Linked DNA regions of Homo sapiens: regions 1 and 2 are each linked to region 3. The links are chromatin contacts, found by Hi-C or POLR2A ChIA-PET in ENCODE. All regions are on one chromosome and are shown on one strand. Each heading gives the region's core, a stretch centred on a gene start or an enhancer-like site at or near the end of the contact. The rest is flanking DNA. Distances are from core to core; before and after follow the strand shown.

Region 1 (3,090 bases), core at 41-2,540, 160 kb before region 3:
CCAGCAAACTGGATGCAATTGGAGACCATTATTCTAAATGAAGTAACATACTAAACATCGTATGTTATCATTCATAAGTGGGAGCTAAGCTATGAGGACACAGTGGCATAAGAATGATACAATGGACTTCGGTGACTTGCAGGAAAGGGTGGGAGTGGGGGTGAGCAATAAAAACTACACACTGGGTACAGTGTACACTGCTTGGGTGATGGGTGCACCAAAATCTCAGAAATGACCACTAGAGAATTTACTCTTGTAAGCAAACACCACCCATTCCCCAAAAACCTACTGAAATTTTAAAAATAATAATAAAATAAAGCTAAAAGAAGCATGCTAAAATATAGCTAAAATATGCACCTAATCTTAATCTAAAATTGTAGATGTGGAATTGCTAGTTCAGAGTCTCTGATACATACTGTAAAATCCACCTGTTATTTGGACCCAGTGTTTCACTGTTATGTACTTTCACTTTTACCCAAATTAAGTATTATATTAAAATGAGAAAGAAAAAATAATCCTTTAAAAATATATATTTGCTTTCTAATGACTTTAAACTTCTTTCGTATTTTTTAGCTATTTCATTTCTGATCTTAATAATTGAATGATTATAGCTTTACCCACTTTTTTCTTGAGTAATTTGTAAGAATCTCTTAACATTAAATTATACATAATGTCTCCATTTGTTATTTATATTTTAATTTCTATTTTAGGTTTCTAATGGTCAAACTTGTTTTTTAGGGTTAAATCAATAATCCTGTCTTTTATGAATTCTGCTTTAGAATACATGCTTTAAAAGACCTTCAGAATGCTAAAGTAAATATTAATTAAAGTTATATTAAATATTTAAATAAAACACATTTTCTTAAAAATACATTTTAAACAGTTTTAAGAAATAAATTAGGATGAATATTCTGGCCTACAAATGCTAACCTCATTAGAAAGTCTTCTATTTTTCTGCTAAATTGAGAACACAGACTTCTGTGCACGGGAAGCAGCTGCCTGGGGCACCTCTTTAACTCCATCAGCTGTGCCTGCCTAGTCCTCAAATGAGGTGACCCATTCAAGGAAAAATGTCTACTTAGAGACCTCACTTCTTGATATACGTGTGTATTACTTGTAGTTGATCTGCTGGTTTTTTGTTTGTATTGTTATGTAAACTTAAACAGAGAGAGTTTCTTGATTCTCTTTTTACCTCTGGCTATGAAATAGTTGCTTTTGCAGCTGCCTTTAATGAACACAATAAGTCAATTTTGCGAATCGCTGGCTTAATGTCAGCGATGCTTCTGCTTCTCCTGCTGGCGGACGTTCCCTGATGACTTGCTGTGTTCCATGTACTGTTCTGAGTGCCTGTGTGTACTGATGCATTCAGCCCTCCTCGCAAAAGCACTTTGAGGTTGAAACTGTCGTTATTCCCATTTGCAGGTGAGGTCACTGAGACAGAGACATTAAGTAACTTGCACAATGTCGCAGAGCTAATAAGGTGTAAAGCTGAAAATTGAATCCAGCAGTCTGGGTCCTGAGCTTTGTAGTTTTATTTTGATTGAAAAATCACACAAAAAACCATACGGTTGAAAGTAAAACTATCCAAACTCCCACTACCCAGATATTTCCACTATGGATATTAGATGATCGTTCTTCAGATATCTCTACGTGATTGATAATTTTATATCAATGGGATTGTGATTCTTTATAACCTGCTGTTTTCATTTGATATTACAGTGTCACAAAGGAAAGATTTCTGTGTGATCAAAACAGAATGTTTAACACTTACCTCTAACAGGCTATTCAAGGAATAGTCTTTTGATGAAACTTGAAATCTGCGAAAATGACTATTGTAGTTTGTAGTTTGTTCCACTTACCATCGCAAAGAAAAATACCAGTGGGAAGTTTTCAGATGACCATATTTCTAATTATTGTGATTGCTTTTCCTAAAATTTGACTTTTAGAGGTTGTAGACATCTGACTCCATTGATACATCCATAATTTTAAAGAAATCACTAGCATTATACATGCAAGGCATGACTCCACAGTAGGGATATTCTTTCTTTATACTTCGAGGAAGACGGATTTAGTTTGGGATAACGATTTCAAAGTGAACATTTTTAGAGTCTAGATTTGTGGAGAGTGTGTGACTGATATCCATGTGGCTATGTGGTCACCTGATCTCCCCAGCCCTCGACGGCCTGATTTCATTATCCTTGGGCTGTCCTTGTCTGGTGTCCCCTGGTGGAGTCTTGCATCTCTCCAGTAATGGCAATTTTTCAATTGTTTTGGCAGCTTGTTGCTGGCTTTAATTGTGCTTGTAATGATGTTGCCTAATGTTTGAGCTAAAAATAAATTCCCTGCTGTTGCTTGTGCCTATTGCTATTTGTTCTGTCTCATTAATTATTGGAGTCCCGTGAATTTTATTACCCCTCTTTATCATCATAGAAATGTTATTGTTCTTTTAGTTTTCATAATTTTAAACAAACAATCACTTTGGGTTTATGATTTGACAATATAAAGACAGATTTCTTTTTTTCTTTCTTATTTTATTTTATTTTATCTTTTTAAGACAAGGTCACACTCTGTCAGCCAGGCTGGAGTGCAGTGATGCAATCATAGCTCACTGCAACCTCAAACTCCCAGGCCTGGTCAATCCTCCTGCTCCAGCCTCCTGAGTAGCTGAGACTACCAGTGTATGCCACCATGCGCAGCTAATTTAAAAAAAAAAAAAAAATTGGGCCAGACACAGTTGCTCACGCCTGTAATCCCAGCACTTTGGGAGGCCGAGGCGGGCAGATCACGAGGTCAGGAGTACGAGACCAGCCTGGCCAACATGGTGAAACCCCGTTTCTACTAAAAATAGAAAAAGTAGCTGGGCGTGGTGGCACTTGTAGTCCCAGTTACTTGGGAGGCTGAAGTGAGAGAATCGCTTGAACCCAGAAGGCGAATGTTGCAGTGAGCTGAGATTGCACCACTGTACCCCAATCTGGGTGAAAGAGCAAGACTCCACCTCAAAAAAAAAATTTGTTAGAGATGAGGTCTTGCTATGTTGTGCAGGCTGGGCTTGAACTCCTGGCCTCAAGCAATCCATTTCACTTGGCTTCC
Region 2 (2,943 bases), core at 444-2,943, 210 kb before region 3:
CCTGGCCTGTGGTGTCATAGGGCTGCTGCTGTCTGCCCTTTGTCCTGTCTCACGCTGTCCCCAGCCCTCCCAGCACTGGCCGTTGAGAAGACAGAGTTGAGTTGACTGTCACTGTTGTCTTGGGGAAGACCACCCGGCAAAGCACTGGCAGGGCTCGAAGTGGGAAGGCAAGGTCAGACTGGATTGAGAGTTGCAACTGTGATTGAAGGCGGTCTTTCAAAGCAGGCTCTTGGTGAGGGTTGGGTAAGAATCGCGATATTGCAGCGCAGAGTTGGTGGAAACAGCAAGCAAGGGTTTCGAGGACTTCAAAGACTCCTAGGGGCAAACTTCTACTGCTTCCTACTGAAGAGTGGATGGGCCTTCAGGGAAGTTCCTGGCAGGAACAGTCCTCCCATTTGTCTGGGCGGATGGTCCGGAAGAGCAAAGACATGCTAATGAGACAGAGGAATAGCAAGTCCCCTTCAAGCCGACAGGAAGGGGCCTCAGTTCTCAGCGCCAGCCTGAGTGTGGGGGCTGCTTGGCTCGGCCTGTTTCCACGCTAGGGACGTTCTACGTGTTTTCTTCTTCATGGCTTTTTGTTTTCTAATAAAAGATGTTTCTATTCATAAATGTTGTAGATGAGGATAATGTCTATTTGTTTTATTTTGGAGGGGCAGGGTTGGGGAAGGCTGAGGAAGGGGGCTGTCTGATTGCTGGCTCATGCCCAATTACAGTTTATTTCCTCCCTGAGTGCCCTCTTTGATGTGGGAAGGAAAGGGAATGAAATCCTTCTCTTTTACTCATGAGCAGTGCAGACGCCTTCTCCGGACAGTTTGGCTTGACCTGTGCAGAGTGCTTTTTCCCCAGCGAAATGGAACAGGAAAGCTCACGGCAGCAAGTGGCAGAGGGGTGGAGCCACAACTTGGCTCTTTTTCCTTCTTCTTTTCCTTCTTCTTCTTTTTAAAAAAAATCCAGTCCACTAAAGCACGAATGTTTTTCAAAGTCGCAAATGAAATACAGTAGGATTTTAAAAAACCAAAGCTGTCTTTCAACATGTTGATGTTCTCGGACTGTAGCAAACATGGTTTGGACTTGTCCATTTAGAAAGCAGTGTAAACAGGCTCTGAAATGCCATTGTACCAAGGGAAATGAGGACATGCGGCAAAGCTTTAAGAATTCAGCCCCTAGACCTGCTTTTGACTGAAATAGTTTTGCTTGAAATAATTTATTTTCCTTGAATTTTTTGATTTTTATTTCTTCAGTTCTGTCTGGTCACCTTCCCTGTATAGGCATGACCAGCACCTGAGGAAGAATGATTAACACATGTACAAATAACTTAAATGTACTCGAAAGCTATAAAACAATATGTGTGTTACTGAAAATAAACAGATAGTGTAATACCTGGATTATAAACATCTTGATCCCTTGAAAATAAAGTATTGCCTTAATTCAAATAATAATACCTCAATGTTTATATAGTGCCTATCTGAAAAGTATTTAAAGTTACTGTTATTTTCTAGATTTCCTGGCGGGTTGATTCACTGGAGGGCTAGTTGGTTAGGGAGGTAGCACCTGAGCTGCCACCCTCTCACAGCTCCCAGATGGACATGGAGTTGGGCGCTGGGTGGGTTTGGGAAAGCTCCTGGGTCCGGCCCTCCCGGATATGCTTCCTGCCCCAGGGCTTCAGGGGATCTGCGTTCTCAGGCCACATGCAAAACCAGTTGTTAATCATCCCTGACACACTCTGAGTCACCACCACCCTCTGGGAAGCCACAGGGAGACCTTGGCTGAAGCCACCGCAGCACCATGTTTCGCCATCTTGCAGCCAAGTCTGTTTATTTGTCTGCCTTTGGCACCTCCAGGACCTCTGTCTTTTGATTGTTGGTCTCAGTTTGCAGACAGATCTAACTGTGGACTCCCGGGTGCGGTCTGTGCCTGTTGGGAAGATGGGCAGCTGACTCACTTCACTGTCATCCCCTCACCCATCTTCTGTGGTCCCAGGCTCCACTTACCTCCTCTATATGACCCTGTAGGCGCAGTGGGTGCTTTAATCATGGGGCACAGTGGGTGCATTAATCTTTCCTCATTTTAGTTTGCATTTTTATTTAGCGGTGGAGTTGCCTCCATGAATTTCTGTTCTCATCCACACCTTTAGTTTTTCTCTTTTTATTTTCCATGTCATAGTAGGAGGAAATTTGGAATTAGCAGAAAACATTACTGAGTATTTCCAGTGGAAAACTATGCATTGTGTAGAGCATACCCTTCCAAGGTATCTGATTGTAGCCTTTGATCCATTTCATACCTCCGTAAGTTGTAGGTAATTGGTAGCAATGCAAAATAACTATTGCCTGTAGACATGCAAAAATGTCTGTTAGCATGGCTAAAATGACCCCCTCCAAGCCGTAGGAAAAGCAAAGTTCGTATTTGTAAATTCATTTCAACATTCCTTTACTCCATATATACTTATGCTTCTCTGACTTCTCCTTTTAACTGGTTGTAACATCTTATTAATTCCCTAATTAATGGTGAAGTCAATAAAATCTTTGACATGTTCATTTTGTATCTGTATGAGAGTTGATTTTACCTTTGATTATTATTTTTAACGTAATATTTTATGGTCCCTATTAAAAATAACAAAGGCACCGTGCTTCCTGGTTAACCAGTGACAAGAATGGGCCCTAACAAGAGGAACTTGGATGCAAAAAGCAGAATGAATTAATCCTGAGGGCTTAAGACATTGGAAGTTTTTCTCTTAATATTGTAAAAATGTGTAGACTCATAAACAACCAATAGTCAAAGAAGAAATTACAATGGAAATTGGAAATTACCTTGAGATGAATGAAGACAAAAGCACAACATTCCAAAACTTCAGAGCAGTGCTCAGAGGGAAACTTATAGCCATAAACACCTACATTAAAAAAAGAGAAAGACTTCAAATCAATAACCCAATTTTACAACATAGGG
Region 3 (3,069 bases), core at 570-3,069:
TGTTCAAATTGAGCTGTGCTGTTGAGTGTAAAATACTGATGTTGAAGAGTTAGTACAGAAAAAGGTAAAATCTTTTTTTTTTAATGGTTACATACTGAAATAGTAGTTTGGGTATATTGGGTTGAATCAAATATATTATTAAAATGAATTTTACCCATTTCTTTTTACTTTTTAAATGTACTGTTGGAAAATTTAACTTTACATACGGGGCTCACATTTGAAGCTCACATTGTATTTGCGTGGGGCAGCATTGGGCTGGAGTATGCTGGAGAAGCATCTGTTTATCACCCCTCTTTGCTTTAGTGTAAGCTCTTCACTGTGACTGGAAAGGCCCAGAACCCTGCCCCTCCCGACACAGCACATACACACATTGACGTTTTGCTACTACAGCATATAGCCTTTGCTGGGACCCTCTCCAAAAGAAGAAAAAAATCGATTTGTCATGTCTGCTTTGTGCCTCCACTATGCTGATCGCCTTCTACTGCTCTTACTTGTTAGAGGCCTTTCTCCCTCTAGTGGGCAGTAATTGCCTTGGTGGCAAGGGCAGTGCTTCATTTATCTCTGCATTCACCATACATGCATGTGGTAGTCATTCATGTATTTGATTGAATTAAATGGATGGCGAAGGAGGACTGATTTGAATATGTCTGAAATTTATGAATAATTTGTCTTTGACAAGTAATTACTTGTTTCAAGACCTAAATACCTATACGTTGCTCTCTAGGCTTTGTTTGAAGCTCTTTGCAGCAAAGTAGATGATACAAAAATGTATGTAACTAAAATAAGCTAAATGATGGGAGTTATTTGATTATTCCTTTTGTTAGGTGTATGTAGGAACTACACTCTAAATTAAAGGCACTGTGTTTTAAGTCGATCTGTGAACTCCTTTGCTGAAATGCTTTTTAAAGTGAATTTTTGTGTCTCTTCATGCTTGATGTTTCATAGTACCCCCTCGAGGGGTACCCGTCTGCTTCCAAGCACTTGTCTGGGTAGCGGAAAGAATATCTTTATTTCACACCTACACGCCATGGATCTTTTAAAGGATGTTGTTGGTTACTTTTACTTCATCTGCCATGACTTCCATAGTTCTGTTCTTTGATAAAGATGTGCTCCTTAGGGTGCTCAATAGATTTCTTTCAAAAGCCACTGTTTACCTCTGGCAGGGAGGGGAGAAGTGGAAACAGTGAGAATGACATAGATGGGGCAGGGCTGGAAAATAGGAAGAGTGAACCAGGGAAGTAGGTGAGAGAGACTTTATTCCTGGTTTCTACTCTTTTTATGCTAGTGTTCTGTATGAGATTTTATTTGAGAGATGATTCTGCTGCTGGAAAAGTAAAACAAAAAAGCTGGGCTGGGCGGGTGGCTCACACCGGTAATCCCAGCACTTTGGGAGGCTGAGGCGTGTGGATCACCTGAGGTCAGGAGTTCCAGACCAGCCTGGCCAACGTGGTGAAACCCCGTCTCTATTAAAAATACAAAAATTATCCGGGTGTGGTGGTGGGTGCCTGTAATCCCAGCTACTTGGGAGGCTGAGGCAGGAGAATCACTTGAACCCAGGAGGCAGAGGTTGCAGTGAGCGAGATCACGCCATTGTACTCCAGCCTGGGTGACGAGCAAAACATCGTCTCAAAAAAAAAAAAAAAACAAAACCCTTGAAGACCCACTGGCTTACAGAATTTCAGACCCTATACACAGGCCCACCATAATTTTTTGCCAGGTTCACTTTCTTGCTCCTGTCTGTTCACTATCCCTTTTAATTCCCCTAGCCCTGTGGTTCTTAATTCACACTGCATGTGAATCACCTAGTGAGCTTTAAAAAGTTACAGTTGACCAGGCTTGCCCCAGACCTAATGAGTCACAATCACAGGAGTATTAAAAGTTCTGTAGATGTTTGTGATGTGTAGCTGAAACTGAGAATTACTGTTTATATAGGACTAATTAGCATGAGACCAAAAAAACCCAACTCCAGAAAATCCAGTAATGCAAATAAAACTGTGCCATTAGGTGTACTCTTTTAGTTAGTGTTTATTTATAAGCACAATAAAGGAATCATGGGAGAAAATATTGCCTTGTACTGAAAAAAGTAAAAAACTGTCCTGCCATTTATCAGATTGGTTAACAGACAGAGATAAAGACAACTGTGTAGTTAACAGGTATTAGTATTTTTCCCAAGGTTCACATTGCACACAGTGTCATAACAACCTCCTGCTTGGAGTGACTTCTGCTTTCTTCTGAGAAACCTTCTGCTCTAAAGACATAGTGCTGTGTGAAGCCATATCAGCAAGAATGAAGCAGCCTACTCTTGACTGGAGGATCTAAGTCATTTTGACACAGAGAAGCACCCTCATTTTCCAGTCCAGGTGCAGAGCTTCAGATAAGGGTTTCCTATGTACATTTCTCATCTAAATTTGTAGTTTCTGAAGAAACAGTATTCTTTCTCTGCTTTGCAGTCGAGACCTGGTGCTACCACTTTACACACAGCCCTCTGCTTTGCTTTGAGCATATAAAAACACTGTTACTTAAATTTCACGCTAAACTGTTTCCTTCCCCCAAATTCTGTGATACCATATCTCTGTTTACGGCAAGAACACCCTTTTGTGCCTCTGCTGTTCCGGTTCCTTAGTTGCAGTGTGTCAGTAAACCCAAATGGCAGACTACAGGTCTGGGTAGTTTTTGGCTGATTGGGCTAGGACGGATGTAACTGATTTTAAATACCATGGGCCACCTTGGAAGTACTCTTCTTTAATTATATTTTTAGTGGGATTTAAAAAAAGGTAAATATAGCCTATCTAACTTTTGCTTTTTAGGAATACATTTCTCAGCTCCAGTTTTAAAAAATCAGTGTTATTGAGGTATAATTTATATCCCATGGAGACACCCACTGTGAGTGTACAATTCATTGATACATAGAACTTTGTAACCATCACTATAGTTCAGTTTTAGAATGTCTATCACCCCCGGAAAGTTTCCTTATGTGGTTAGCAGTTAATCCCCTTTTCCGTCCCCAGCCATAGGCAACCACTAATCTACTTTCCGTCCCTATAGATTTTTAGCTCCAGTAGTCTCGTT

The links. A loop is a pair of places that touch in the nucleus more often than their neighbours do. ChIA-PET counts read pairs that join two places held with the same protein, here RNA polymerase II (POLR2A). Pooled maps may share reads with other maps.
Region 1: a map of Calu3 shows a loop between it and region 3 (2.1-fold over the local background). The contact joins two enhancer-like sites. A Hi-C loop is called at or near these places in 22 of 168 maps with a recorded cell type or tissue (Calu3, HepG2, PC-3 and 9 more) and 19 of 50 pooled maps. POLR2A ChIA-PET finds 5 or more read pairs at or near these places in 1 of 52 experiments (K562).
Region 2: a loop to region 3 is called in a map of PC-3, with 5 times the contacts of the local background. The contact joins two enhancer-like sites. A Hi-C loop is called at or near these places in 1 of 168 maps with a recorded cell type or tissue (PC-3) and 1 of 50 pooled maps. POLR2A ChIA-PET finds 5 or more read pairs at or near these places in 4 of 52 experiments (AG04450, PC-9, activated T-cell and 1 more).

The regions. Positions count from the first base shown.
Region 1 is chr18:9,796,086-9,799,175 of GRCh38, forward strand. All of the region lies in intron 3 of RAB31 (RAB31, member RAS oncogene family), which reads left to right. Among named protein-coding and RNA genes, the nearest start is that of TXNDC2, 88 kb to the right of the region's middle. Within about 2 kb of position 1,291, at least 11 of the 41 ENCODE cell types and tissues checked have a DNase peak (open chromatin) inside an H3K27ac peak, as active enhancers do.
Region 2 is chr18:9,741,963-9,744,905 of GRCh38, forward strand. The region is part of intron 1 of RAB31 (RAB31, member RAS oncogene family); the gene reads left to right. Among named protein-coding and RNA genes, the nearest start is that of RAB31, 35 kb to the left of the region's middle. RefSeq lists an enhancer at 1,570-1,864. Within about 2 kb of position 1,694, at least 16 of the 41 ENCODE cell types and tissues checked have a DNase peak (open chromatin) inside an H3K27ac peak, as active enhancers do; they include PC-9, where a contact is called at or near this core.
Region 3 is chr18:9,950,937-9,954,005 of GRCh38, forward strand. The region is part of intron 5 of VAPA (VAMP associated protein A); the gene reads left to right. Among named protein-coding and RNA genes, the nearest start is that of VAPA, 38 kb to the left of the region's middle. Within about 2 kb of position 1,820, at least 2 of the 41 ENCODE cell types and tissues checked have a DNase peak (open chromatin) inside an H3K27ac peak, as active enhancers do; they include PC-9, where a contact is called at or near this core.